Linked DNA regions of Homo sapiens: regions 1, 3, 4, 5 and 6 are each linked to region 2. Evidence: chromatin loops called from intact Hi-C (ENCODE). Cell type or tissue: PC-3. All regions are shown on one strand.

Region 1 (5,000 bases), 140 kb after region 2:
TTTTGCCAACCATTTGCATGAGGGGCAAGGACATCTTGACTATAGAAATGAAAGTCTCTAAAATGTGGCCCCTGGAAGAGCCATTCCCATTTGCTTTCCACCATGCTCATGAGGAGTCAGGGGATTTTCGTCATCCCTGTAAATTAGCCTCCAGTTACCAAACTTTAGCTGCCTCTTGCTATAGCAGGCCGATGCCTGGAGTACCCTGGCCAGCTCTCCAGCTAGGAGGGGGTTAAAACCAACATTTGCAGATAAAGAGGTAAACATATTTACATTCCTCTCTTCACACTTTATGCATATGTCATGCAGTGAATAGTTTTAGAGGTCTGTTTGTACTATCTCTCCAGAATTTTTACAGTCTGGAGGACACAAAATCTCTATAAAGTGACTTATTGAAATAGAAGCAGATTGGTAAAACCGTTTCCCTCTTATGAACTGTGAAGAATGATCCTCTAAATGAAATCAGGAAGGAACTGGACAGAATCTTGTTTAATGGTCTGACAAAATGAATCACAACGATTCCAGACATCCATCACTGCTAAAAGGGAACCACAAATGATCTGTGAACCACTATATATTGATTACCCATGTAGTACAAGTGTCGGATTTAATGTTCACACACCATAGAGAGGCGGCAGGGACAGATGGTGCCTTAACTCTTCTTTGATAGATTTTAATGGTGAAATATTGATTTCTGTCTGGCCAAGACCTGCTGTTAGGGGCCAAAGTCATTTGTTGGGTATTGCCGGACACCCAGTTGGCCCAGCGTAATCAATCATTTTTGGCAAGGCAGGTGAAAATCCAGAGAGAAGCACCTTGGAACCCAAACTGGAGCGTGATGTGTCTGAGTCCAGCCACCTAGAGAAAGAGGGAGAGAGAGAGGACTCTTGGAGATTGTGCTTGTAAAGAATTATTAATGATAAGACATGTTTACTGAGGAGAGTCGCAGCGAATCAGAGCTGACATGAAATAGTCCGGGAGCCTCGTGGAGAAAATGAGCCTCTTGCTAAGAGCGACTATATTTTATTTAAACATCCTTCTAAGGCTGAGAACTCAGGTAATCTGTTGTGTTACAAGCCACTGGCTGTTGTTGCTATCCAGAGAGATAACACTGAGGCGCTAATAGGAACACATCAATCACAATCAGGCTGCAATTCCAGCGGTGTCTTGTCCTCCCAGCTCCTCTTTAAGCTCCTTAATAATGGTGATAACATAGTTCGGGGGCTGCTGAGAGGGGCTCTCCCCTCTGAGGGTCATATTCATAAAGTGAATAGCTTGCCAAGTCAGCATCCAGGGAACGGGATCTATGCTGGGGGACTTGTGTGCAGGAGAGGGAGGGGCATGGACCAGCTGGGGAGGGTTGGACTCCAACAGGAGAATTTTCTATCATCTGTTGGTCCCTGGGTTTTGTGATGTCACTTCTGCCTCCTTCCTAAGAAAGGGGTGTGAGTGTGCATATTATATGTAATTATTAAATAACAAGAATCATTTTCTTGGGCAGCTTATAAAATGGTTTAGAAGGCAATTCCCAAAGGGAACCCTCAACATGTTCTGAGTGATGACAACCTCATGGGAATAAGTGTGTGGCTTCCCTGGAAGATTCTGGTGCAAGATATGTCAGGAGGGTGGGGATGGGTGGGGGAAGGGGCCATCCTAGTCTCTGCAGCTCTGTGTCAGCCTCTAACCTATCACCCTCAAGGTTAAGCATCTATTTACTTGTTTGACTCCCCCATAGGTGATGAGTTCTTGAGGGTGGCCATTGTGTCTAATTAATTATTGTATCCTCAGTACCCCAGCACATGGCTTAGGGACTCACAAGATGCTCAATACATGAATATGGCTGAATATACAAGTGCAGGCAGGTGTTTATGTTAAAAAGAAGTCAGACATACTTCCTTGCACCTTTTGACAGTTCACACGAACATGTGTGTGTTATGCATGTACATAAATATATAAATTCATAATAGAATGCACTGACCTTATGAAGACATGCAACACATTTTATATCTACTTGTGTGCTTTACTTTTTATGAAACAGCATAACTTAATGGATAATACACTGGACTCTAGAGCCAGACTGCTTGGATTCAAATCCTGGCTCCACCACTTATTAGAAGATGACTTTGGGCAAGCTGCTTCAAACTTTTGTGCCTCAGTTATCTCATCTGTAAAGTGGGGATAATAACAGTACCTACAATTTGAGGATTAAATGAGTTATTAGATGTGAAGCATTAATAGCAGTTCCCTGCAAACATAAGTATAAATATTTTATGTTATATATTATGCTTAAATTATATGTCTAGCCATGGCATTATATTCAAAATATTTACATAAATGAACGCATATATATGCATTCCTTTAGATAACAATAGAAAATAAGGTAGGTCGCACCATTTCAAGCCCAAAAGCCATATGACCAGAGCCAAGTTGGACAACGGCACGCAGGAGAATACCAGCCTAGGGCACTCAGGGGGCATATATATATGCATCAAAAGCCTTTACATGGTTGGTATTAGGAATCCCAACAAGTATTTGCCTTGTTCTCTTTGATATAGCAAACCCGCGCTTAGAGCCGTACGTTTATCTTGGTGGAGCTTCGGTGGGATGGTGGATATTTTGATTCATGGTAAATTTGTGTACTCTTAACGCTATTTCATGTTGGGGCGTCAGTGGTCGGTACACTTGCCTGACTGTATTTATCTACCAAAACCTGTAAGTGTGTGTCTCTAGCTAAACAAGTGTATATATTGGTATTCATATACAAAGGCGCTGCAGGACAGGAGGAGCCCAGCTTTGTGGACGGCCCAGCTGTGCAACCTGCCCCCAGATGTGAGCCTGCAGGCGGCAGATTCCGCTTAGATTATCTTGCTTACCTAATGATGTTTGCTTCACTGCCTTGCTCGATTGTGTTCACCAGGACGGCAGGCTATTAAAATGTCAAGGCACATTGAATTGTTGTTATCCGGGAGAGAGACCTTTCCAATCAACCTGTGTTGTGGGGGTTGCAAAAACTCCCTCCGAGAAAGCGATTGGAGAGAGGCTTTATGGCTTTTTTACATAGATGGGGGTGAGCGGGGAGGTTGAGAGAGGGCACGGCGGGGGAGGGGGGAGGAGGGGGCGGGGGGAGAGGTGGGGCAGGAGCCCGGGTTTATGGCAGCCGGAGTGTGCTAATTAAAATGCCATCTTCTCAAACAGGTATTGGTGGCTTCTTGCTTTTCCATTTATGGATAACTGCAATATGGCCTTGCCGTTTGGTTTAAAAAAGGGAGAGGGGGAGGTGACTCACAGCGGGCAGTGGCAGTGGGAGCTGCAGTGCTGAGGATCTGGGTGGGGTATAAGGAGCGATTGTAAGGCAGAAACACCAAGGAGTTATATCCCTGATGTATTGGCAGGAAGGGCTAGAGAAAGAAACAAAAACAAAGACTTCCTTGGCCCTGCGCCTGTCCAGGCTCTGCTAAGAGCCACGTTCCCTGCATACAGACGTCGGCGGGCCTTTCTGGGTGACAGTGCTGAGCCGCGGCTGCAGTGTCACCAAGCGGCACCTCGGCCCCGGCCCCGCCCGCGCCAGCTGGGACAGTCTGGAGACCTTCTTTTCATGCCGTCAAGTCTCATTTTGCCAAGGATTTATTTTTCTTCGGGGAGAGAGGGAGAGCGGGGGCAAAGGATGTTCTCTTAAAGTATCCAGCGATCAGAGCCGCTGAAGCCTCCAACCAGAAACTCAAACTTCCCTGGATTGACTTTTCCCCCTTTGTTCACATCATCTCACAAATATTTGGCTTTCCCCGGCCACGTCTGTTCTATTTCTGCTCCGGAGAGATGGCTTTGTTTTTGCTTTCGTGCGGTTCTGCGAGGCGCTCCACGATCCCGCCCCCTGGCATGGCAGCACCTACCGGCGGCGCGAACTCGGCTGCTGTGGGCTGCTGCGCGCTCTCGCCTTTGTCAGTTTCATCAGCCGGCGTTTCAGCTGCGCGCGCGCATGCGCCTGCCCACCCCTCCGCCAGTTCCGGGCTTGCGTCCCCGCCAGGCTCCCGCGCCCGTGGTTCTCAAGTTTCCCGCCCTTCTAGCCCGCGCTACACCCTTCCCAGCTCGCCACTTTATTTTCTCGTTGTTGGCGCAGCCCGTTCTTCCGGCCTAAACCAAATCTCATTTTCGTTCCTCGCCTCCTCCCTCCTTCTCGTGACTGGATTTTGGCAGAGTATCTCTGTGGGGCTACCCCAGATCCCTCAGCCTTGGATCCTTCCATGGGCCATGCTCCTGGAGTGTCACTGGCCAGCGAGACTTGCTTTGGTCTGTTTTCCCCATCTTTTATCTGAAGACTTCTACCCCCACAGCCGCAGCACGCAGTCCGGCGCCGCTTGGGAAGCTTTGGACGGGATGCTCCCTCCTTCTGCTTCCCTAGTAGGGGTGAGGGCCGCATATTTGAGTTCCCAGGCCACTTTTCTCTCCCCTATAGCTTTAAAATGCTTCCTTGAAAGTGTCCGTTTACTTGTCTTGAATTAAATTGGTTTATTTATTTAATCAACACATATTTATTGAGAATCTACTATATTTAAGTATTAACCTGTTGTTAAATGTTGGGGATATACTGGGAAGAAAAACAGACACCTCTCAGCCTCCCATGGCCTATAAGAGATTTTCTCTGGGTCGAGGACCATGCAGTATTTGTTTCTGTAACCTGGAACATATAGATGCTCAATAAGTTTCAAATGGACGAAGGAAAGAAACAAATTCTCTCCCTGCCCTGAGCCACCCCCCATTTTCTATGTGCTGTATCATAATGCCGAAACACAAGCTCACTGTGATAACGTTGGTAGATTTTTCTCAAATTCCTGTATTTTCATTTTCTCCCCCTCTCCTGCTGAAGGTCTTCAGAGCCACCAGGTGGCTTTGGTCCAGTTCTAGCACTCCATTTTATTAAGGCACAGATAGGACAGCGTCAAATATCAAGTGGTTAATTGGTGATGGAGCCCAGAACAGATTTGACCTTGGGCCTCCACAGT
Region 2 (5,000 bases):
ATTCATTTTGACAATTTGAGGAGGTCTAGATTCAGGACATCAGGGCTGTCATCCTGGTTCTTTGGGTTTCTTGTCTTTTGTCTGTAAAATCGGAAGGTTGGAATTCTAAGGCCCTCTGTCCACCATCATCTTTCTTTAATTCTATGAATAATGGACACATAAAGCAGAAGCTTTTGAAGGTGCCTCTGGGCATAATCTGAGGGGCAGCAGAGCACAGTGGTTAGAAGTGTGAACTCTGGAAACAGATGTGTCATTCTGTGTGTGTCCATCATCTCAGGATCTGCTCAGTGGGCGTAGTCTCACAGAGCCCCAGGCTCAGAGAGCCTCACACTTATTTTAATGCTCTGCTGTCACTGTCTTGAAATTCTCAACAATTTTATGTTTGAACTTATGTTTTGCAAGTGAATTCTGACAGACATTGGAGCATACATGAGAGTAGGGAAGATAAGCACAGTATGTTAAGCCCAATAATAATAATGGAGTATCTGCTGTTCCTTGCTACCTTATTTCCTTACAGAGTACACAACACCTTGTGAACACAGAATTCTGGTGGACCCAGAATATGTGGGAGTTCAGTGAGACTTAAAGAGGAAAAGGTGAGCATGGCATATTGGCATATCTGCATATCTACCACTGACTTTTCGCTTGGGCCAGAACTTGCTTTGAATGCAGAAAGCAGGCCAAGGCATTCCAAGAAACATGAATTACAGGAAAGCCTACCATATGCTCTCTTATGCTACTTCTCTGTGTTGGCTAACTACTTGTACTGAAAATGATGACATAGAAGGAAAGAGAATTGTAATTCCCTACTCACCAATAAGCCCAAGGTGAGCAGTGTTGGTAGATTGTGCATATATCAAGTGAGATGAAAATAGTTGAGTTGGTTTTGTGCAGCATTTCTACCATTCTGGAGAGAGTGAAATACACACACATGAGCGACAAAATAACGAATTGTGAAATTTTGATTATTCTGTATATGAGTTACATGCTCTTTTATTTGCATTGAAAACACATTGCACAATATAAAAATGAATGGTAAAACTCATACAATGACAACATTAAATTTTTTATTAAAATAACATTAAATAGCAAATTAAAACATCATAACAAGTTGAGAGAGAGACTTAGAAAGAAAGGAAAAAGCTTTATATTTTCATACTTTTAATGGCACTTCTTTCCCTGCTTTTGGAACAAAAGGCTCCACATTTTGATTTTGCACTAAGCCTCACAAATTATTTAGCCTCCCCCTGAATCAGCAAATGACTTTACCTCCTGGTGATTCCGTTTCTCTATTTGTAAAGTGGGCACAAACACAGCAATGTCTCCATTATTGGACTGTTGCAAGAATGAACAGTGCTTAGCATTCAGTAGTTGCTCAATAAACATAAGCTTTTATTATAAAAATGAGTTAGTATAAGACATATCTTTATGATGTGAAATAGTCAATCTTTTTTTTGTTTGTTTGTTTTTGAGATGGGGCAGGGTGGGTCTCACTCCTGTTGCCCAGGCTGGAGTGCAATGGCATGATCATGGCTCACTGAAGTCTCAACCTCGGGGCTCAGGTGATTCTCCCAACTCAGCCCCCTGAGTAGCTGGGACTACGGGCATGCACCACCATGCCTGGCTTTTTTTTTTTTTAATTTTTTTTATTTTTTTTATTTTTAGTAGAGACAGGCTTTCGCCATGTTGCCTAGGCTGGTGGATTATTAGATCTTAAATTTCCCTCGATGGTGACTTTCTGTAAACCAAACTTGATAGCAAACTCCCCTCTTCTATACTTTTCCTATGTTGGAAAAGTTTATTGGAGTAGTTTGAATTTTTCACTGTAGTTTCATTAATAGGCTCACTTAATTTACTACTTAAATGATGCCATTGGCATTAGCAGAATACTTTATGTAGTCAGCAGCAGAACAAATAAAGTTAAGAAAAATATTTTAGGGGGAGAATATTGGGGATCAATCTTTTTTAATTCCAAATAAAAACTGAGGTAAGGATTAAGCTATTAAGTGAAAAAGCAGAAAAGGACATTTTCTACTTCTCAACAACAGATGGCGATGTAGCTAAGCAAATAGAGGACATTGTTCTCGGAGAAATTCTGTCTTCAAGTGCGAGGAAGCAAAGCTATAAACAACATATGGAAAACAATGAACATTTTAATTAGGTGTTAATAACTGAATATTGAATCTTTGTCTTCCACCTAACTCACAACAATGTTATGACAGCTAATTAATAAGTGATTGTAAAGGAAATGATTAATTATTTAGAGTAATAATTAGAATAGCTTACATGCTTGTAATCATAAAATGGTTTTAAAAGTAGACAGAGGCAAAGCAAGTTATTATTCTGTTGTTACAAAAATATTGCGGTGCCTCTTTCAGGATGATTCCTATTGTCATTCTGCATTGTCTGGATTTAATAAACAGGCACCATCATGCTTTTTTTTCCCATCAAGTTTCATTTCAGCCATGGAATAGAAAATCATGTATGTGTGGTTTTTAAAGGATTTTCTGTCATACTTATTTGAAATTATGTACATGGGAGTAAACTGAAGGCCTACCCATGTGGGGGGAACTTTTTGGAAAGATATTAACCACAGAACGAACCAAAACAAAACCCTGGACCAGAAGAATAAAGTCTCCCCCTAGAGTCTCTGTCTGTAGTGTCTGATTCTCATATATAAAATCAAAACTAAAAAGCAAGTGTATAATCCCAAACTTCTCCTCCTCCGCCTTCTCATTCTGTATTTCAAATCTCTTTGAACTGTCTCATGTCTTCAGGATATAATGAAATCCCTTGCTCTGGAAGGAAGCCACAATAGATATATTTCAAGACCTTTCCCTTTCCTTTCTGCTGGTAGCAGAGCTAATGTAGTTTACTTACTAGATGAGTCACCATGGATGCTGATACACTCAAGCCAAGTCTACCCTAGTGAGGGGAATTGGAGAATTGTGGCAATTATCTCATAATTTAAATAAACAAAGCTTCCCTCATTTTTGTTTCGGTTACCTGAATTTTTCAAGTGAATGTCTAATTTTAGTTTTGAATTATTAGAGGTTGTTCTTGCCTCAACCCTCTTAGTAGCTAGCAGAGCTCTGGACGGCTTTGAGGTGAAGTGCTTTAAGAATGTGCACCCAAGGCAAATGTATTCTGTGCTTTCTATTTTATCATCCCAAGCATTTCTACTTGGCATTTGGGGAAACAATGTGAATAACTCAAGTCTAGGATGAAACATTTCTGGAAGGCAGACAATATTGAGATCTGGAAATGGTTGTTTGGAGAGCCTAGATATTTCCAATCAGACAAAGACATTCATAATACCATGTCCTTCCAGACAATATGGACCCCAACACGTTTTGTGTGGACCACATGTTTCTCGGCTGGCCCCAGTCCAAGCCACCACCTGTACTGAAACTTCCAATTGGGAGTTTACGGCTGATCCTGGCTACCTCTCTTAATCACATCTTTCTTCTCAGACCATGTCCCCACCTTGCCAATGTGAATTCCTCCATCTTATTACCCCTCACTTAATGCGAGTGAACATTCGAGGGAGATAGAGGAGCTTTGCAAGTGTAAGGCATGGCTGTCATTTCCGGGTCCTAAAGCATCATATTGTTATTTAATACTTATATTCAATGTCTTAATTATTCAGCACCTTTAAGCCACAATTGTTTGGCTTCAAATAGAACCTGGGTGATGGTAGTTGCTAAGGTGTGAGCCCAAAATGACTATGATCTGCATTTCTTTTCATAGTGTGCATTTTTGAAGACTGACTCTCAACTTTCAGCTTTTGCCACTGCCTGTGATATGTCTTGCTCTATGTGACTCAGCATGAAAGGCTCATCTGGCAATCCCATCTCTAATTTCTTATCATTTGCCAGCAGGAGATAGCTATGTTGCCTGTTCAGAGAAGGAGCATCTATCTGATTGACAGGATGCTGTGGGTAGAAGTGGACGTTGGCAGTTGACGGACCTGGGTTTGAATCCCATCCTTTCACTTCAGTCACGTGCAATATTTCTTACCTTCCCTGAACTTCAACTTTTATTTCTGTAAAACAGGGATAATAATATATATCTGGCAGAATAGTGATTAGAAATAACTTGTGTAAAGTGCCCAGCAAAAGGTGAATGCTTAATAATGGTAACCATTGTTAAAACTTCTCTTTATGCAACAGGAGAGAAGATATTTCTATTCTTTTGCTATTATGCCTCATTCTCCTTTCTCCACCGTAGCAGGACTTTACCCCTCAGTTACATATTTTCTAAAAACATACTGTGAGCCCAACACTGTAGGGAACACAAATAACATGTGGTGCTGTGACTCTGTCTTTAATCAATTATGCTCTTATGAAGAAAAGACAAAATGGACATGCATGAAACACAATAATAATAATATCTAATATAGATGGAGAATTTTACTCTGTGACATATTTGTGTTAATGCTTTACAAATTAGATCTCATATCCTCATCACAATCATCCAGTCAACAAAAGTATTGTTGTCATTCCAATTTTACAGAATAGAAAAACCTCAGAGAGGTTAGGAGTCTTGCCCAAGGTCACACAGCTAATAGTGGCAGAATCAGGACTTAAACTTGGGCCATCTGACTCTGGAACCTGAGCTCTTAACCACGCTGTTTAATTGTTCACATGGACAGTATGAAGTGGTGCAAACAAAGGGCTGTCAATTTTCAGAGACTGGACAGACCATAGTAGGGTGGAATTTACCCAGAACATTTTTTGGAGGGAGTGTACCTTCATCTGAGTCCCACAAGGCATTCTTTAAAAGGGAACGGTTAACAGTAAAATATAACAGTCACAAGAAGGTGAATTAGAAGTTCCCCATGAAACCACATGTCCATCATTTTTCTGCTTGGCTTAATGCCAGGGCCTGAATCTTCTCAAGTAATTCATGGCTGGTTCAGGTGTCCCCAGCATCCTGTGATCTCATTTCTCTTACATCAATCATTTGGACATCATTGTTTAAGGAATCAAAGGATTTCT
Region 3 (5,000 bases), 170 kb after region 2:
ACTGCTGCACATATTCAGTTGTGTCTATATACCACAGTTTTTCAAACACTGCCCCATTTATAGACATTCAGGTCACTATTATGCCTATTACTGTTCTGAATGCATTTACATATTTTTTTTTCTGGTGTGCAGGTGAAAAGATTTCTGTCGGGTCTATACTCAGGAATAGAATTGCTGGGTTATATGGTATGTGCCAAACTGTTTGCCAAGGGACTATATATATCTTTCCTTTCCAGAAACCTTGTTTAAAAAGATCCCAGGGGACCACATCCTCTCCAACACTTGGTATTGCTAGATTTTTTAAATTTTTGTCAGTTGAATAGTGTTATGGTCTCTAAAATATGGTCTCTAAAATATGGTCTCTAAAATGTGTGTGGGTGCTGGATATTAAATGGTGCCTCACTATGTTCTTGGTTACCATGTCCCCAATCTATTCTTTTAATTATTGGCTTGGTTTTTTTTCTGCTGTCAGATGACGATTGTGACTATTGCTGATTTTCTTTTTACAATGTAATATTTGAAGGTAACTCTTCAGCAATATGAAATTTATTTTTGGTTAAGGTATGTATTCCTTTTAACAAATGGATAGTACATTTTTCCAACAATGTTTAGTAAACAATCTGCAATTCAGGCCTTTGATTTGAGATGTCAACTTTATCTTACACTGAATTTTTATAAATACATAAAATATGTCCTTTAATAAAATACATCCTTTCTGTACTCTTTATTTGTTTAATTGCTTGGTCTGATTTTCACACCAGTACCATCCTGTTAAAGTTGTAGTTTTATAGAACATATCATTAGGTCAAATTTTATTCGTTTTCCAAATATGTCTTCACTGTTTTCATTGCATTATTCTCTTAAGTGAAGTTTAGAATTACTTTGCCAAATTCCCTTCTATCCCACACTTCTAACTCACTCATCCTATTGATTTCATTTATATACACAGTCATCCCTCGGTATCTGTGGGGGATTGGTCCCAGGACCTTGCTCAGATACCAAAATCCCCAAATACTCAAGTACCTGATATAAAATAGTGTAGTATTTGCATATAACATACACATTTCTTCCTGTATACTTTAAATCATCTCTAAATTAATTATAATTCCAAATATAGTGTAAATGCCATGTAAATAGTTGTTATAATGTACTGTTTAGGAAATGATGACAAGAAAAAAGTCTGTACATGTTCAGTACAGACTCAACTTTTTTTCTGATTATTTTTCATCTGAGATTGGTTGAATCCATGAATGTGGAATCCATGGATATGGAAGGCCGTCTGTATGTAAATTTGAGAATTGATGTCTTCACAACATTAAGTCTCTGCATTTAAGAAAACAGTCTTTTTCACCTTTATTTGAATCTTATCTTGGAATATTCATCAAGAAAGTTTGTAGGTTTCTCCATGTACTTTCTTCACAATCTTCTTAAGTTTGTAATAAAGACTTTTGAGTAAGGTGATGACAAAATAATTATTGATCTTTCTTGTTTGGGTTGTCTTAACATCATGCAAGTAACAAACAGCCTTGTGTAGGTAGATCCCTTTAACACAATTAGCTGGAAAGCCCCTGCTGATTCAGGTGTAGACAATTGCAACTAGCCCACGACAGCCAGCATGGCTGTTTCAGCTTCACAGACCTGGCACCTATCAGGGGCTCAGTTGGTTAACATAAGATTAATAATTCATCAAATGATTTCACTAATTTAACCCAATTGAGAATCATTCTCTCTCTGAGCTCAGTTTTGCAGGCAAAGCATTTGGGGCTCTATGTTACTAGAACATGGTCTTCATTTTTCCTCATATTCTGTAGTGCACACCATCAAGTTTATTGTCTCCTTGAATAAGAGACCTTCACATAAGATAGATGTAACACACACATATATGCATACTGCATTTTACTGGGTATATATTCCATTTTTTAAAATCTAGCTTGGCTTTGAGAAAGAAGTATCAACCTTTGCACCCTGTGGTCTTTATCACCAGGCAGGAAGGCCATGAAAAAACGTTCCTCATTTGAAGTCTGGGAAACCCTCCACACTCTAGTGCTGACCAGCACTTTTGAGAGAAACCGCAGATCCAGGGGCTAGTAATGTGTACTAACAAGCTTTGTATCCTGAAATCCATACTGCAGAGGGGATTGAAATCTACAGAAAGCCACATCTGTGTGTTCCTCGCAGTCCCCAGCAAGGAGCCTGAATACAGCATGTCATTATGATTAATTGTGGGTAATGAGGGTCTTATGAAACCAAGAAAGAGAAGCGTTTATTTCTCTGCTGCTACAGTTATAGCCTCCGATTTGTTTTCAAGCACTCTACAGAGGACAGCCAAAATAGAATAGGAAATGACTATTCTCCAGCCATCCTTTACTTCCCTGCCAGGCATTTCAGTAAATTAACAGGCAGGGACCGGTTGGGGATTTTGTGAGCCTTCTCAAGGATATGATAAAGAAAAGACTTCCCAGTTCAAAGAATCTGTATAAAACCAGGCTATAGGAGAGATCAGCTGTGAGTTCTGAGAAGCTAAGTGGTGCTCTGAGTTCAGCTACAAATCGGACAACAGACCACAGTGAATAAAAGAATTCTTTTATGGAAGCAGCGGGTGTTTTCGTCATTCTCTAACCTACCAGAAGGTGGTGCAAATTCACTGCTGATACAGTAAAGGAGGACGTGGCTTTCTTTTCCAGCCCTACCCTGTCCAAGTACAGTAAAACAGAGAGAGAGAGAGAGATTTAAAAATAAATTAGACAGGAATATTTAATCTTTTTAAAAACAAATAACTCCCCTTCAAGTTGTCTAACATCTGTCAACTTATTTCTTGCTGAGACTCAGTTGATGTGAGTCAAGCTAATAAAGAAACATGACACAAAGATTTGAAGAAGATAATTTTGAATATCTTAATGTAATAAAATTAAGATGGAGTATTTAATGGCTTAGGACAAACACTACATTAAGGAACTGGCCTATGTTCCTAGAGATTCTAACAAATAGCAAAGAAGTGGTTAATTGGACAAACATTTTATTCCATTAAAGCATCATTATAGTATTTTAATATTTGGACATAAAAAAATCTTTAGGATGAAGCACTATGAGTTTTGTGCAGCAGCACACGCATTTTTGAAATGAAAATTAACCTTTCTCCTAGGAAGATAATATAGGATGTAGAAGACCCAACAAGAGTGTTTAAAAACAAACAAAAACAAAACAAAAAACAAAACAGAAACCTTTCACTAACAACAACCAACATAACAAAACCCTCTTCATTTGGTGTGAGGGGAGTTGCTGGAAGCAAGCCCTGGCTTAGAGCAGCTCATCAGCTGTGTGTACTGGTGCCCACGTTTCCAATAGTCAAGAGTATTTTTAGAGATGGGACATCTACCTAGAAAGAAGAAAGTTTTAAAAAACAATTTGTTATTTCAGTAACATATCAACTGAGGGCACCATCAAAAATATTTTCCTAAATTCTCTTAATCTCCAAGACCACTCTATTATATCTAAACAGAGAAGGAGTATTTTTGAATAAAAAGAAAACAAAACAAACAAAAGCAAAACACCCCAAACCTTTTTATACAGAAAACAAAACAAAGCTCCAAATGAAGGCTTGAACATTTTCGAATTAGAATTTCTAAAGAAAACGCATCCAGAGAGTGACCTCAGAGTTCTGGGTAACTACTGATTTTTCAGCCCGAAATCGAGCATAGGTTTAGCAAACGTTACCAGGGAGAACAATGTATTTTTGTTTCTAACTCAAATCTATCTTTTAAAAAATTAATTTTCTCTCTCTATTGCCGGATTACATTTTCATTTAACTTTGGTGCCGTGCCTTGTAATTAGTTTTTCTTGATCTGTTTCTTGGAAGGAAAAAAAAAAGTTAGGGGAAAAAAAGATAAAAAACAAGCTTGTAGGTTGCAGTTAAAATATTTTGCTTTATCACGCCTGGCGTGAAAAGAACCAAGAACACTGAACCCAGGGCAGCAGCGAATCCCACGCCCCACGCTCCCTCTTCCCAAACCTCAATATCGTTGCTTAAAATCTTCCGGGCTTATTGTGAAGCCAAGGGCGCTTGGCATGGGAAGAGAGCCGCTCGTGATTTATTTGGGAGAGGGATGGGGTTTTGGAAAGGAAATTGGGGGGTTTACAAGGAGGACGGGTGGGTTTTACTCAACAACTTATTCTTGGGCGTTTTCGTGGACTGGAGAGGAGTTTCGATCCCGTCTCGGGCTCACCTGGGAAGCCCCCTCCTGGCGCCCGCTTTGTTTGGCGTTCCTTTAAAGCCCGGTGTTGGCAGAGCGACCCACAATGAAACAAATTCTCATTTTATGACGTCTTTCCCCCCGTAGGAGTCCGAACAATGTCTGGGGGCTTGGCACGCATGAAGATAAAAGAATTTTATTTTAAATGCGATACATGTCAGGATTAGACAGCGTTTCCTTTCAGCTAAACTACAGAGCGAATCTTCATTTCCTGTTTCACTGCTTCCCCCGAAAGAAACTTTTCTTTTTCTTTTTCTTTTTCTTTTTTTTTCTTTTCTTTCTCTCCCCCAGCAGAGAGTCCGAGAGAAAAGTGCTGGGCACAGAGCTCCCCACGAGGTCCCCGGAAAGCAGACTTAGCTCCTGATCGTTGTCAATCTTTGGGCAACCCGGGGCCTCGCAACGGCTCGGGTTTAGTGTGATCTGGGGAGGCTGCAGCCCAGTTCCGGCTACCGTGGGCGCCTGAGCAGAGCCGGGGCGAGTTGTAAACCTCAGAGAAAGGCACTTGTCCCCAGCAAAACGCTTGGAGAGGACCGTGCACGCTGTGCTGCCCCCGCCCCGAGACGCGCCGGGCCGCCGGGTCACCGGTTTTCCGAAAGGGACCCGGCAGAGACAAAGTGCCTTCGCCGCTGCGATAGGTTGGTTTTACTTTGCAATAAACAGCCCCTAATGGGACCGGGCGCCGGGCGGAGAGCTCGGCCCGGGGCGCGGCCTTTGCCGCCTGGCTCTGCGGGCCGCCCCGCCGGGCGCCAG
Region 4 (5,000 bases), 340 kb after region 2:
TTTCCAGTTTTTTGCTATTGTTAAGGATCATACAATAAGGATATTTGAAGATAAATCTTTGCGCACATAAACGGTTATTAGGGTAAAGTTTTACAAGTAGTGTCACTGGGTTGACATAAACATTATAAGACTTTTAATATGCATCGCCAAATTGCTCTCCAGAAAGGTTACATCAAACCTGTTCCCATCAGCTGTACATGAGGATGTTCATTTCCCCACACGTTCACCAGAATTTAAAAAATTCCTTGTTAGGTCTTTTATTTTGAATTAAATGTGAGACTATTGATGGTTCATTATAAACTGCCCAAGGAAAGCTTGGTGAAAAACATGCTCACGAAGTTCTTGAGTAGCCAACGACATAACATGTAAACAGTTGCCCAGTCACTGTATTGGTGAAGTCCAGAAAAACAGAAGACATTCACTTCCAAATGTCAATTTATAACAGTGGAGGGAAACATGGTGGAGGAGCAGTATCCCTACCATGATTCTACTATGATTACTACGATTCCTAGTGATCATAGTGCCAGAGGTGAGGTCCTAAATATCCCCTCCAATACAATATGGGGTTGCATGACTGCAAGGTTTATGAAATAGCTGGTGCAGGCCTGTGCAGGCTGCAGGGAGTTGATCCACAGTTGCATGATTTTCACATCTGCATTAATGCAAGGTGTGCCCTCTGGGTGTCCTCATTTGAGTGTCGCTGTACTGCATGGGGCACTGTACCACATCAGCATGACATGAACATCACCCTCATGCTACTATTCAGGTCACCAAGGCTCAGGGTTACATAGCCAATGAGCGAGCAGGCAGACCTCAGACTTGACCCCAATGAGTCTGACCCACAGCTTGTGTTTTTCCTTCCCCTGGTTTCATACATTACTCCACAGAGTTGTTGAAGACCCCTGCCTGGCCTGGCTGGCTCAGGGCCTCCTTCTGTTTGCCTGACATTCTACACTTAATGCTGTGACAAGCATGAAGCCATTAAAAGGTATAACGTGTTGGAATGTCAGTCTCCACACTAGTCTGTGCACTCCTTGAGAGGGAGAACAGTACTTGACTCACCCGTGCACAATGCCTAGTATTAGAGTAGTTCTCTTTAAATGTTGCCAACTGACTGATAAAAGAAAAGTGGGGATGAAGAGAGGGAGGTAGGAAGGGAGAAAGGAAAGAAATTAAAGAAAAATGGGCTACAATCTGGCCCAGTAATTTCCCCCAAGGACCTGGAGACTACTGTGCCCTCATGTTTTAACTCTTCCATGTAATGGTGTGTGAGGTTGCTAGTGGTGGCAGTGTTGTAGAGAGACTTCAGGAGAGACAGGTGGGCACTTGGTGGGCAGAGACTCCACTCACTGGGTATGGGACAAGGCCTTCCTTGGTCTAAGGCTTTATGGTAGATCCCAGAGGCTCCTGGCAATGCCAGGGAAATTGGCAATGGCCCTGCACCATTTGGGCAGTGGGCGACTCCTCCTGCATATGGGGTGCTCTAGGGGCCTTTGATCTTGATCGTTAGGGTGTGCCTGCCTTTCACTTCCCATCAGAATCACCACTGGGCCCATGCCAAACTTGCTTTCATGCTACTGACAAAAAGCCATTTTGGAAGGGACATTCTTGTGTAAGAAAATCATTTTTGAGCAGGAGCAGATATTAACCTAATGTTCAACGTGTTATTCTTTCAAGCTCTTTTTCAAACATAAAAAACAAAATCTTTGCCATGACGTGCTAGAGCATTACAGCTTTGTAGATTTCTTTTTCTTTTATTTTTTAGAAATGTACCACAGATCCTGCTGAAGAAGCCAGTGGGAGAACATTCTCCTCATTTCTCTGGTGCTGCCGCCAGAGAATTAGAGGCCTGGCCTGGAGTTTACACAGCATTTTTCTGGCCAACTTGTGAGCTGTTCAGAGTGAGGGAAGTATCCATGTAACGTTGCTGGAAAATAGAGACATATTGAACATGCAAGACATGCTCCCTTCACTAGTGTGGAAAGTCACAGGGCAGGGGTGGCTCCTCAGAGCCTGCTCACTACTGAGAGATGTGCAGGATCCCGATGCTGGGCCCCACCCCACCCTCATGCTTCGCTCCCTTCTGACCCAGTACCTGTTTTCCAGATGTCAGGGCAAGGCTGCAGAGGAAGACAGGGACATAGGCCGAATCATCCTTCCCTCGGAGGAGAGTCATAGGCTGAATCATCCTTCTCTCAGAGGAGAGTCAGGATGACCTCATGCACGGCTAGTACCTCCCTAGTCGGCTTGTTCTCACAGGGGAAAATTGAACCCTCACCTTGGGCAGGTCCATCTGCTGCAGATGTTTATAGGGTTCTTACAGTGAACTCAGCTTCTCATGACCTGAGCTGGGTGCTGGCACCCTGTCTATCTCAGCATCAAGTAGTCCTTGCTTTACCTTCAAAAGGCTGCATTTCTTCATGGGCCTCAAGGCCAGCTCCAGAAGACACAGGCAGACAAGGAGGACAGCAGTGCTGGGACCTGGGGAGCTCCGGAAGGGACTCTGGTCCCATCGGTGCATTCATGGTACCCCCTTCTCTCGGCAGGGCTGGACTTCCTGCTGGATTGACCTCACAAGAGGATAGACAGAGGAGAGGGCATCACCTACAGATGGCCCTGCTGACAGTCCATGAGCTGATAGCTCATCAGTTGCTTTTCTTAGGGCCAGACTTTCCCATGACTTGGCATTTTTATTCATCTTTAATTCTGAGGGTTCAGACTACACAAGAGGGAGGCACACTGATGCCAAAGAAAGAGAATAGGATTTTTTAACAGACAACTTTGGTGCAAGTCCCAGCAGAACTGTTTATGATTTTGAGCAAGTGCTTTAACCTCCCTGGGACTCATTCCACTTGCCTGACTCACTGGGTCATTTTAAGTGAGACAATGCATATAAAAGCACATCATGAAGAGCAACATATCACACATGCTCATTAAAGACTTATTGGGCCCATTTATTGAGTATTTCTTCTATGTCAGGCCCTGAGCTAGGCACTGGGCATAGACACTTCATATACAGCACACATTCAAAGCATTCTCAGGGCACAACTTTTGTCAGTATGATTAATAATAAACATTTGAAGGCAGGCAAACCAGCAATGATGGTGAGGATGCCGGTTACATGAGGCCCCTGAAAGGCAGGGTGTGAGGGCAGCCATTTCTTGTTAGTGGTCTGGAGAAACTACAAATACTGATGGCCCCTGGGATAGGATCTGGTCCATGGGAGGTGGGTACTCCCTGGTTTTGAAGCTTCTATGTTCCTACTTTCTCTCTCCAGATTTTTTCCTCTTGAAATCTTCCTAGATTTTTAATACATTCTGTTTGGAATCTCCTACTTTTGGACACCCACTGTACTTTGATAACTTGGCTCCTGGGTATAGGACAGGCTCACAGTTTCTTGTCTGAAATCCTGTGGCTTGATGTGCTTCAGAAATCATTTTTGGGTTTTAGAAAAGTAACATGGTCTATATTTTTCATATTAAGTAACACCCTTAGCAGGGTTTGGACATCACCCTCAATCAAACACGGAAATATTTCTGCAGCAAAACCTAAAACTATTTTCTACTAAGTGAAATAAATAAACAGTGAGTTGTGGTAAAACTAGATTTCTTAGGTTTTCAGTGTTGGAGTTGTGCATAAGGAACTGTGGAACTGCAATAGCTCAGTCCATGGACTCAGTAAATATGTTTCTTCTTGCCTTCAGGTCCAGACAGTTTTAATGTTTCTATATTTTAATAATTTAATGTATGTCCAGCTTGGTCTCACAGAGGATATAAGGCATTTGGGGCCCACTGCCACAGTTCAAGCCAGAGAGGGCCCACCACTTGAATGTACTAAAAAAGTGTACTAAAAGAAGAAAAAGGAAAAAGAAAAAAAGACCACTCATGGCAAAGTCACAAAATAACCTTCTTTCCCATGCTAGTGGGATTAACATAGCTCATGATCACAGGAGCTCCTCTTGGCTGCCATTTCCTCACTCCTCGTGACTCACTCCTTCAGTCACTTATTTACTTATTAAATTACTCATTCATTTTTTATTCCTTCCTTCATTGATTCATGTAATCATTCATTTAATAAATATATGTTTAGTAACCAATCTGTGCCAAACCCAAGGCTAGATCCTGGGAAAAGAAAAACAAGTGGGACACATCCTTGCCCTCTGCAGCTCTCAGTCACGCTGGGGAGACCAACAGGAAGCCAACTATGGTGTGCTTCAAAACAGAATGAAATTGGAGAGGGGGATCCAAGCAAAGGGTCCCGGCAGACAGATGAAGAAGGTGGTTGTGGAAAGCTTCATGGAGAGAGACCCTTGCCTGGCCCTGAAGAACTGCTGTATTTAAATGGATACGAAAGTCAGGGCAATGAATGGGGTAGGTGATTGTTCCAGACCGGGGGAAATGCACAGACATGGAGAGTTTAAAGCCATGGCATAGCTGTGGTATATTAGAGAGCAGGCTATCAGGGATAACTGCAGTAGCTGTTAATCGTCCTAGCTATGTTTATGAGAAAGGGATAGTTCAACAATCAGGTAGGGGGACATCCCTACTCTCCCTTCCAGGAACATTCTCCCTTTAGAGAATGTTAAGATTTATTCACAAATGGTATCTCTTAGAGCCAAAAGACACCTCAAGTAGTTGCTATGTGGTCCTGCCCTGGCTTCAAGTAGGTATTAGACCTCCTTTGCTAACAAAAATTCCAAAGGCAGGAGGTGGAGGGAGAATGGAGCTGGACCATCTTAACTTCCCAGGACAGTTGTCAAATCAAACCTGTGATTTGGGAGACTTCAGGGTGAGGTGGATAGAGTATTGTTTTGGATTCTGATTCTAGCTCTGCTGCCTTTCAGCTGTGAGATCTCAGGCAACTTTTACCCCTAGTCTAACCTCAGATAAGTTGTCAAAGAACACAGTTGAAATTATGAGCAAATATCCAGGCAAATAGGATGTACTCAAGGATTGTTCCAGATGTTAAATCCATGACAACAGAAATTGTTATCTATTGCA
Region 5 (5,000 bases), 110 kb after region 2:
ATACTCTTGAACAACTATTGAGTCAAAATAGAAATCAAAAAGAAAATTGGAAAATAAGGCAAATGGAAATGAAAACACAACATACCAAAACTTGTGTGATGTGGCAAAACCAGTTTTAACAGGGAAGTTAATGCTGATAAATGTCTACATTAACCAAAGAAAGATTTCAATAAAAAGCCAATTTTATACCTCAAGGATATAGAAAAAAAAAAAAAAAGAACAAACCAAGCCCAAAGTTGGCAGAAGGAAAGAAATGATAAAGATTGGAGCAGAAATAAACAAAATAGAAAATAGAAAGACAATAGCAAAAAAATCAATAAACTAAGAGTTTGTTTTTTTGGAAAGATAAACAAAATTGCAAACTCCTGCTACACTGAAAAAAAGAAAGAAGACTAAAATACAATTAGAAATAAAATAAGAGACATTGCAACTGATATCACAGGAATTCAAAGGAACATAACATATCTGTTTTGAACAATAACATACCATCAAACAGGATAACTTAGGAGCAATGGATAATTCCTAGAAATACACAACCTACAAAGACTAAATTATGAAGAAGTAGAAAGTCTGAACAGATCTATGACTAGTATGGAGATTGAACCAGTAACCAAAAATCTCCCAACAAGGGAAAGCTCAGGACCAGATGGCTTCACTGGTGGATTCTACCAAACATTTAAGGAATTAATGCCAATTCTTCTCAAACTCTTCCAAAAAATTGAAGAGGAGGGAACACTTCCAAACTCATTACATGAGGACAGCATTACCTTGATACCAAAGCCACACAAAGACACCACAAGAAAAGAAAATTACAGGCCAATATCCCTCATGAAAATAGATGCAACAAAATACTAGCAAACTGAATTAAACATTAAAAGGATCATACATCATAACCAAGTGGGATTCATCCCTAAGATGCAAGGATATAAAATCAATTTATGTGATACACCACATTAACAGAATATAGGATATAAATCACATGATTGTCTCAATTGATGCAGAAAAAGCATTTGACAAAATTCAACACCCCTTCATGATAAAAACTCTCAACAAACTAGGAACAGAAGTAAAATATCTCAGCATAATGAAGACCATCTATAAAAAGCCTACAGCTAACATCGCACTCAATAGTAAAAAACTAAAAGCTTTTCCTCTAAGATTAGGAATAAGGCAAGGATGCTTACTTTCACCTTTTCTATTGTAGGGGCCAAGGGAAAATTACTCTTTATCTTCAGATGGTTCACTGAAAAATCAACTGATAAAGGTGGATTAATTGGAGAAAAGGCATACAAATTTATTAACTTGTATATGGGAGAGAACCACAGCATAATTACCCCAATCACCCAGTAGGTTTCAGAACCTTATGTGCCATCTTGAGGTTACAGAAGGAATGGGGGTTGGATATCAGCAAAACAGATTATGGGAGGGGGAGAAGAGGAAGCCTGGCTAACAAAGGTGGTCCTGCTATGTAAGTGAAACCTCACAGGTAGTAGCCTTCAGAGAGAATGAATAATGAATGAATGTTTTCTTCAGATCTTTTTTTTTTTTTTTTTTTTTTTTTTTTTTTTTGCATGTGTGTGGAGACAGGGTCTTGCTCTATTGACCAGACTGGAGTTCAGTGGCACAACCATGGCTGTCTGCAGCCTTGAACTCCTCGTCCCAAGCAATCCTCCAGCCTCAGCCTCTCAAGTAGCTGGGACTACAGGTACACGCCGTCACACCTGGCTAACCGTTTTTTTTTGTTTTGTTTTTTGAGATGGAGTCTCACTAGATTGCCCATGCTGATTTTGAACTCCTGGACTCCAGTGATCCTCCTGCCTTGGCTTCCCAAAGTGCTTGGATTGGAGACATGAACCACTGCACCTGGACTTTCAGACCTTTAAATGTATTATACTCTCAGTTAATCTTTTGTAGATAGGACGAGGGAGAGCCCCAGAGAAAGCCTGGCAGCATCAATGAAGATTTCGTACAAATGCAAATCTCCCCTCCAAAGACAGCTTTGCAGGGCTACCTCTGTTTGCAGACTTGCTGAACAGCCACCTCAAAATATGTCAAGGAAGTATATTTGGGGATGAAATACTTTGATTTCCCTCACTCTTCAATGCAACATCGGAATTCCTATCCAGAGCAATTAGGCCAAAAAACAAACAAAAAGGTACTTAAATCACAAAGAAGTAAAATTGCTCCTATTTGCAGATGACATGATCTTACGTATAGAAAACCCTAAAGACTTCATAAAAATTTTCGTTGGAACTAATAAACATATTCAGTAAAGTTTCAGAATACAACATTAACATACAAATATCACTTGCACACACATTAACAATGAATATGAAATGGAAATTAGGAAAACATTCCCATTTACACTAGCACCAAAAAGAATAAAATACCTAGAAATAAACTTAACTAAGGAAGCAAAAATCTTGTATACCAAACACTACAAAGCATTGTTGAAAGAAATTAAACAAGACACAAGCAAATGGAAAGTCATCTGTGTGTTCATGGATTGGAAGACTTAATATTGTTAAAATGTGCATACTTTTTAAGACAATCTGCAGATTCAATGCAATTCCTAAAAAAAATTTCGTTAGTATTTTTTACCAAAATAGAAAAACAAAATTCTACTATGCAGCCACAAAAAAGAACAAGAACACATCTTTTGTAGGAACATAGATGGAACTGAAGGCTATTATCCTTAGCAAGCTAAAGCAGGAACAGAAAACCAAATACCACATGTTGTCACTTATAAGTGGGAGCTAAATGATAAGAACTTATGAACACAAAGAATAAAACAACAGACAGGTCTACTTGAGGGTGGAGGTTGGGGGGAGGGAGAGGAGCAGAAAAGATAGTTATTGGGTACTCTGCTTAATATCTGGGTGATGAAATAATCTTTACAACAAACCCCCATGGCACTTGTTTTCCTATGTAACATGTACCCCTGAACCTAAAAGTTAAAAAAAGAAAAAAATTCTAAAAATAATTTGGAACCACAAAAGACCAATAGCCAAATAAATCTTGAGAAAGAATGACAAGGCAGTCATCACACTCTCTGACATCAAAATATAGGACAAAGCTATAATAATTAAAACAGAATTGTCATGGATAGATATATAGAAAAATGAAACAGAATAGAGAGCCCAGAAAAAAATAACTATGCATATATGTTTAATTGATCTTCAATAAGGGTGCCAAGGATATACAGTTGGAAAAAGATCATCTCTTCAACAAATGGTGATAAGAAAACTAGATATCCACATGTAAAAGAATGAAATTGGCCCTTTATCTGACACCATACGCAAAAATCAACTCAGAATGGTTTAAATGATTGAATGTAAGACACAAACCTATAAAACGCCTAGAAGAAGACATTGGGGGAAAGTGCCATGACAATAGTCTTGGCAATGATTTTGTGGATATGACAGCAAAAGCAGAGGCAACGACAACAAAATAAACAAGTGGGACTACATCCAACTAATAAGCTTCTGCACAGCAAAGAACACAATCAAGAGTGAAAAGACAACATATAGAATAGTAGAAAATTCATATGATTTGGCTGTGTCCCCACCGAAATCTCACCGTGAATTGTAACTCCCACAATTCCCATGTTCCATGGCAGGAACCCAGTGGGAGGTGATTGAACTATGGGGGCAAGTCTTTCTTGAGCTGTTCTCGTGATAGTGAATCAGGCTCACGAGATCTGATGGTTTTAAAAAGGGGAGTTTCCCTGCACAAACTCTCTTCATTTGTCTGCTGCCATGTGAGATGTGCCTTTCACCTTCCACCATGATTGTGAAACCTCCCCAGCCATGTGGAACTCTGAGTTCAGTAAACCTCTTTCTTTTGTAAATTGCCCAGTCTTGGGTGTGCCTTTTTTTTTTTTTTTTTTTTGAGATGGAGTCTCGCTCTGTCACCCAGGCTGGAGTGCAGTGGCATGATCTCCACTCACTGCAAGCTCACCCAGGCTGGAGTGCAGTGGCGTGATCTCCACTCACTGCAAGCTCTGCCTCCTGAGTTCACGCCATTCTCCTGCCTCAGCCTCCTAAGTAGCTGGGACTACAGGCACCCACCACCATGCCCGGCTATTTTTTTTGTATTTTTAGTAGAGACAGGGCTTCACCATGTTAGCCAGGATGGTCTTGAACTCCCGACCTCAGGTGATCCACCCGCCTTGGCCTCCCAAAGTGCTGGGATTACAGGCGTGAGCCACTGCGCCCGGCCGGGTATGTCTTTATCAGCAGCGTGAAGACGGACTAATACAGTAAATTGGTAGCAGTAAAGTGGGGTGTTGCCAAAAAGATACCTGAAAATGTAGAAACAACCTTGTAACTAGGTAACAGGCAGAGGTTGGAACAGTTTGGAGGGCTCAGAAGAAGGCAGGAAAATGTGGGAAAGTTTAGAACTTCCTAGAGACTTGTTGAATGGCTTTGACAAAAATGCTGATAGTGATATGAACAATAAGGTTCAGGGTGAGGTGGTCTCAGATGGAAATTAGGAACTTGTTGGGAACTGGAGCAAAGGTGACTCTTGTTACGTTTTAGCAAAGAGACTGGTGGCATTTTGCTCCTGCCCTAGAGATTTGTGGAACTTTGAACTTGAGTGAGATGACTTAAGGTATCTGGTGGAAGAAATTTCTAAGCAGCAAAGCATTCAAGAGGTGACTTGGATGCTGTTAAAGGCATTCTAGTTTCAAAAAGGAAACAAAGCATAAAAGTTTGGAAAATTTGCAGCCTGACAATGCAGTAGAAAAGAAAATCCCATTTTCTGGGGGAGAAATTCAAGCTGGCTGCAGAAATTTGCATAAGTAATGAGGAGGCAAATGTTAATCACCAAGACAATGGGGAAAATGTCCCCAGGGCATGTCAAACACATCTGTGGCAGTCCCTCCCATGACAGGCCCTGAGACCTAGGAGGAAAAAGTGGTTTTGTGGGCCGGGCCCAGAATCTCCATGCTGTGTGCAGCTTAGGGACTTGGTGCCCTGTGTCCCAGCCGCTGCAGC
Region 6 (5,000 bases), 76 kb after region 2:
GCCCAATCTTGTCATTTTACAAACGCAGAAGCAAAGCCACAAATTGATTACGTTTGTCCCGAGTTCTACAACCAGTCAGTGGCAGAATCAGACATTTCAGTAGCTTTAGCGTGATGTTACATTTCAATTTATGAAAGATGGAAATTTAATTTTATAATTATGCAAGGTTTACAGCAACATAGCATGTATGTTGACAACTGGTAGGAAATGGACATTTATGAATTATGAATGTTTCTATTATGAAGGGCAATTATTACCTTAAGTAGTAGCTGGTAATGAACACTGAATGCCTACTATGTGCTTTACATACACCACCTCATTTCAAGTCCCCAATAAAGCCATAAAGTTGATATTACAATCTATAAAGTATAAGGTCAGTACTTCATATGTGAAGAAACAGAGGCTTAGAGAGATTATACACAACCTGCTAAGGCCACACAGCTAGTATGTACAGCTGGGCATAGAGCCAGGCCCTTGTTCTTTTTCCCAGGATGCAATCTGCACTGCCTGTGGGTGTCAACACAGAAAGTTGGTGGAATCTGGTTTATTCCTATACAATGTTAGATGTGGAACTTAAACATATATGTGGAAGTTATGCTCTTGCCCTTTCTAAACAAGTGTAAGTTTTAATTGAGGCAAGGAACAACTTCACTAGTATAATTCTTGGCAAAGAAAGGAGTTCTGAGCCTGAGATTTACTATTTTGTGGTGCAGTAAGTTGGATGTCTTGAAACAAGAGGTTTGGAGAAAGATTATTTGCGTCATGACTTATTAAAGTGGAAATATTTATAAATCAAAGAATTGGGTTATATGGTCTCATAATGAAGAAGCAGAATGTAAGGTACACCTTACCAGATGCAATTTAATTTATGACTTACATTTGAACCTCTAAGTCATTAAATATAGTCTTCAATTTTAAGACCGAGGTTGGCATGTCCAGAAGAGAATAACTATGAAATGCACACATCGTTTTCTCAATTTTCATTAGACTTGCATATGAAAAAAATCACAAGCATTATTTATGAAGTTTGAAGTGATTTCTGCATACTTTGATCTTTTATATTTTGACATTCATGACCTTAGTGAAGACAGGACAGTAAAAATATGATTAGGCTAATTGTCAGATCAAGGACTCTGATTAATGAAAATAAATGGAAGAGGTTGATTATTTTTTTCTTCCTCTGCCCCCCTTTACCCTGGAAAGAATATCCTAGAAACCACATTAAACTGCACTTCCCCTGAGCACATCCTTCCTAACTAGGCTAGTCGTGAAACTGGAGTGCAAGGCCAGGTGGAGGAATGGGGTTGACTCAATGGCAATCCAAGGCTGACAGCTGTGCTAATGGATGACTTAGGCAAGAAATACAGTGATTGACTCATGAAATGAAAAGCAGGACTGGTCTCACGGACAGCTGGGATTCAGACTTCAGAAAGCCTCCATCAGGACTTAGCTTCTTTCCAGCCCTTTGCCCTTTCTGCTGTGTTGGCCTTAGTCTTGTGCTTCACAGTGGCAGGATGGCTTTGGCAGCTCCATCCTCATGTCCTCTCCCCTCCACATCCCACCTCTCTGAAGTCTCAGCAAAAGTCTCATGATTTATTGGCTTTGGTCAGGTCAGGTGTCCATTGCTGAAAACCAATTCCCATGGCTGGTTCTCCACAGAAAAAAATAAAATATGACAAAAATGAGGGTAAACGTAAAAAACAGAAAACAAACAAAAAAAACTGTCCTATGTCAGAGCCAAAAAATCATAATGAAGTGGAAGCTGCAAAAGCAAGAGAAAGGCATGAGTTACAGAGAGAAGCAGAAGTTGGAGATGAGGAAAAGGGGAGGATGGGGGAGAGCGAGAGGGAGGGAGGGAGACAAAGCATCTGACATTTTTCTACTTCCCCTGAAACCTGTGCTTTCCTTCCAATAAACTCTTTAAAAATGATTTAAAAGTTGAGTGGTTTTCTGTTCTTTGTAACCAAATGACCATGACTAAGATATTTTGCTAATGTTCCCTTTACCAAGTAAGGCTGGATTCCATGTGACATGTAAGTTACAGAGGCCCTACAGTTGACTGTGTTCCTCTGTGGGAAGAGAAAACTGCTTGCCAAACAGATCAGAGATTTTTTCTTTTTGGAGCAATTAGATATATGGTTTGAAATAAATGATCTTGGAGGCCCATGAAATTTGAGGTTCTGGGGTTCTCTGGTTTTCAAACAATACCTACACTCAGTTTCATGCAAAACTAACCATTTTTCAGCCCAGCCCAACTTTCTCACTTGGTGTAGAGGAGGAGTTGCTGTAGTTAAGCATTAACCGGCTGCACTTCCTCTTAAGTGGAATCTTCTTTGCAAGTGAGAACATTTAGGCCAAGGGGGTTGGAGACACCATTGAAGCAGTTCTCTTGAGTCTGAGCTGAACCACAAGGAGACCATTTCAGAATCTTGTTTGAAATGAAAACTAGGAGAACTGGGAAAGGAAATTCTAGAATCTCTCCAAGAAATTCATCCCAAATTTTAGCTACTTTCATCTTCATCTGGCGTTTACCACATACTAATATTAGGTTAGAGGGCTCGTGAGTCAATTTTTTCTTTAAGATAATAGGAATGCATTTTATTCAGTTTCTGCTGTAGGGCCCAAAGTAGGCAGGTAGTGGGACTACTTTATAGTGCCACGATTTGAGATAAAGACCGCTGTTTCTGTTCCCATACCCCTCACAGAGATTCTGTGTCACTAGAGGGCCAGGTTTCTGGGGCTTGCTGTCGATCTCACCTTGCTGGCTCATCGTGAATGAATGCAGGTGGAACACCACCAGTCACAGCATCAGAATGCCTTTCTGAAAGCCTCTTGTGTGGATTGTCCAGGAGTGTCACCCTTAGTCATCTGGCTTAGGTCCCTGCCCCACCCAGCTAAACAACTTTGATTTTTGGCAAGTCAAGTAACTCCACTGGGATAGAATGTCTTTGGAATTTCCGAATGAAATTCTCTTATCTTGCCAAAACCATTATGTCCTTTCTTAGTAAAGTTGATACACTGGGTCAGTCTCCCCAGATATGTCATAACTCCTTTCTTTTTTCATAATTACTGGAATGAATGTGGAATGGAATGAAAAAATAATAAAAATCTCACCATCTGAAGCCAAGCTATGCAGGGAGATGTTAGATCACTTTTGGCAACAGAGAAAGGCTCTGCAAGCTGGACTTGGAGATAAATACCAGCAGCTCATCCCTTTATGTACTATATTTTAATGGCCATCCTCTCCCCTGAGGGCTGACTAGTATTCTCTCCTATTGGCTAACATTAGTTCTTACTTGTTCTGGGAAAATGCCTGTTTCCAAGGGTGACACCCACAATCTATAAACAAAGAATGAAGGTCATGTGCATGGGAATTGGAGAGAGAGGAGGTGCTTATAAAAAATACAAGTCTTCCCACCTAGAAGGATTTGGCCCTTGTGGAATTTTAGTTTTCTTTACTTCCAATCCCCCCAGTCCTAAATCATTTTATATATCCTAGTAATATTAAACATGAATGTATTCCACAGCTGGGTGATTTATTCAGGACTCAAAAAGTATACATTATTTAGATAATATTTGATTACATCATCTTTATTTCTCCTATGGTGCTGGCCCTGCAGTCCTGTGAGGTGAGGTAGGCAGGAGTTGCTATTAAACCATTAACCCATGTCATCCAGCAAATGACAACCTCTTGCTGCCACAAATACAGCTTCTGTGCATTGTGAGGGGCAGCGATGCACAGCAGGAAGGCTCTGGATAAAGGTCCAAATACCAGGGGTCTAGTTTTAGTTCTCCCGGCAGCTTGCTTAGCAGACTCAAGTTCCTGTTTCTTCACGCATGTAGTGAAGCCAGTGGGTGAGTTGGTCTCTAAAAGCGGCAACAGAGCACAGTGTCTCAGGCTGGGGCCCCGGCTCTGCTGCTCACTAGCAGTTTGAACCTGCGCAAGTTATTTTACGTCCACGTGCCTTGCTTTTTTTTTTTTTAATTTGTAAAATGGTGGCATTATAAATTGATGTAAGAGTTAAATAATCTAAAACATACAAAATATCTAGAAGAGAACTTGTCTCATAGTAAGTGCTTAGGTGTAATTATTAGCAACATCACCATTTAAAATCCCCCACCAAGCCATGAGTAGACCTTGTCCTACCCACCATGGAGATATAAAAGGAGGACTGAGTTTTCCAACTTGATTTGGGAAACAAAATTTATGTATAGGAAAGATAGAAAACAATAAAAAATTACCTGATTGAATAAAAAGTTGATTCTTCCTCCTTTCAAATAATACCAATAAAAATGAGAAAATATAGACCTTGTTGAATTTTGGGGCAGGGGCCTTTCTTTACAGCCAGAGTGATGTTTGATTGGAGATGATCTACAGACCCTGTGATTTCTCCATACTCTACCTTCCCGCAGGAACTGGCACCTCCTCGGCCTCTCTACATCTCAGTTTCGAAAAAGCAGCACATCCTCTCAAATCAATTTGACTGAAAATAAAGATATAAAAAGACCTAAGCGACATAATCACAAACGTAGATATGATGGATAGATGTCATACTATGTGCCCTGAAGTTAGGGAATATATTTTAGTTTCGAGTGCCCATGGAACAGCCACAGTAATTAATCCTACCATTGACCATTGCAAAGAAAATCTCGATGTCAAAAAGTAGCAATAACTTCAGGCTAACTTGGACTTGTTCTTGTGCAAACAGCCTACGCATGGGTTCTGATAAACCACATACCATCCCAGGCCCATAATGTTGGTCTAACGCTCACATTGGATAAAAGAGGAAAACAAAACCTTAAGTGATTTGCTCAAGTCCTTCTGGCAGAGCCTGGACCTCCAATCTTTCCGTTACTTTCCTCAAAAAGGAACTGCAAAGTGGTTAACTGGGCAGTATTGCCCAAGACCACCCAAAGGGTCCTGATGTATCCTTAGACATGTATTGCAGCATGCTGCAGCAATTCTACTGTGTTTATCGAGGATCTACTCTGAGCCCGAA

What was found. Hi-C counts contacts between places; a loop is a spot of excess contacts. Peaks named below come from ENCODE experiments on the same cell type or tissue, not always from the same donor. Only the 100,000 strongest peaks of a DNase experiment are listed, where the experiment ranks them.
Region 1: a loop joins it to region 2, with 12 times the contacts of the local background. A loop is called at or near these places in 17 of 110 quality-filtered maps.
Region 3: it touches region 2 in a loop (7-fold over the local background); 23 of 110 quality-filtered maps call a loop at or near these places.
Region 4: a loop joins it to region 2, with 5 times the contacts of the local background. A loop is called at or near these places in 5 of 110 quality-filtered maps.
Region 5: a loop joins it to region 2, with 3 times the contacts of the local background. A loop is called at or near these places in 4 of 110 quality-filtered maps.
Region 6: a loop joins it to region 2, with 6 times the contacts of the local background. A loop is called at or near these places in 4 of 110 quality-filtered maps.

What each region holds. Positions count from the first base shown.
Region 1 is chr2:118,182,465-118,187,464 of GRCh38, forward strand. THORLNC (testis associated oncogenic lncRNA) reads right to left here and starts at 3,922. Exons shown (of 3, transcript NR_144530.1): 1 at 3,767-3,922; 2 at 2,874-2,926; 3 at 458-858. RefSeq lists enhancers at 3,907-4,086, 4,227-4,276. In PC-3, no CTCF peak of the experiment used is centred here; no DNase peak of the experiment used is centred here; H3K4me3 peaks cover 1,686 bases; H3K27ac peaks cover 1,153 bases.
Region 2 is chr2:118,044,787-118,049,786 of GRCh38, forward strand. LOC102723413 (a long non-coding RNA gene) reads left to right here. Exons shown (of 3, transcript XR_923247.3): 2 at 518-596. Among named protein-coding and RNA genes, the nearest start is that of CCDC93, 33 kb to the left of the region's middle. In PC-3, a CTCF peak has its summit at 2,055; DNase peaks (open chromatin) are centred at 2,875 and 4,895; H3K4me3 peaks cover 860 bases; H3K27ac peaks cover 1,313 bases.
Region 3 is chr2:118,219,557-118,224,556 of GRCh38, forward strand. LOC105373578 (a long non-coding RNA gene) reads right to left here. Exons shown (of 5, transcript XR_923249.3): 1 at 4,224-5,000. Among named protein-coding and RNA genes, the nearest start is that of THORLNC, 36 kb to the left of the region's middle. RefSeq lists an enhancer at 2,477-2,771 and a silencer at 4,990-5,000. In PC-3, a CTCF peak has its summit at 2,620 (motif pointing right); a DNase peak (open chromatin) is centred at 2,635.
Region 4 is chr2:118,384,970-118,389,969 of GRCh38, forward strand. LOC107985815 (a long non-coding RNA gene) reads left to right here and starts at 4,137. Exons shown (of 2, transcript XR_001739201.1): 1 at 4,137-4,370. RefSeq lists an enhancer at 1,478-2,677. In PC-3, no CTCF peak of the experiment used is centred here; DNase peaks (open chromatin) are centred at 2,172, 2,872 and 4,052; H3K4me3 peaks cover 801 bases; H3K27ac peaks cover 5,000 bases.
Region 5 is chr2:118,159,668-118,164,667 of GRCh38, forward strand. No RefSeq gene overlaps it. Among named protein-coding and RNA genes, the nearest start is that of THORLNC, 24 kb to the right of the region's middle. In PC-3, no CTCF peak of the experiment used is centred here; no DNase peak of the experiment used is centred here.
Region 6 is chr2:118,120,832-118,125,831 of GRCh38, forward strand. No RefSeq gene overlaps it. Among named protein-coding and RNA genes, the nearest start is that of INSIG2, 35 kb to the left of the region's middle. RefSeq lists an enhancer at 2,188-3,387. In PC-3, a CTCF peak has its summit at 2,689; DNase peaks (open chromatin) are centred at 2,350, 2,840 and 3,200; H3K4me3 peaks cover 1,562 bases; H3K27ac peaks cover 5,000 bases.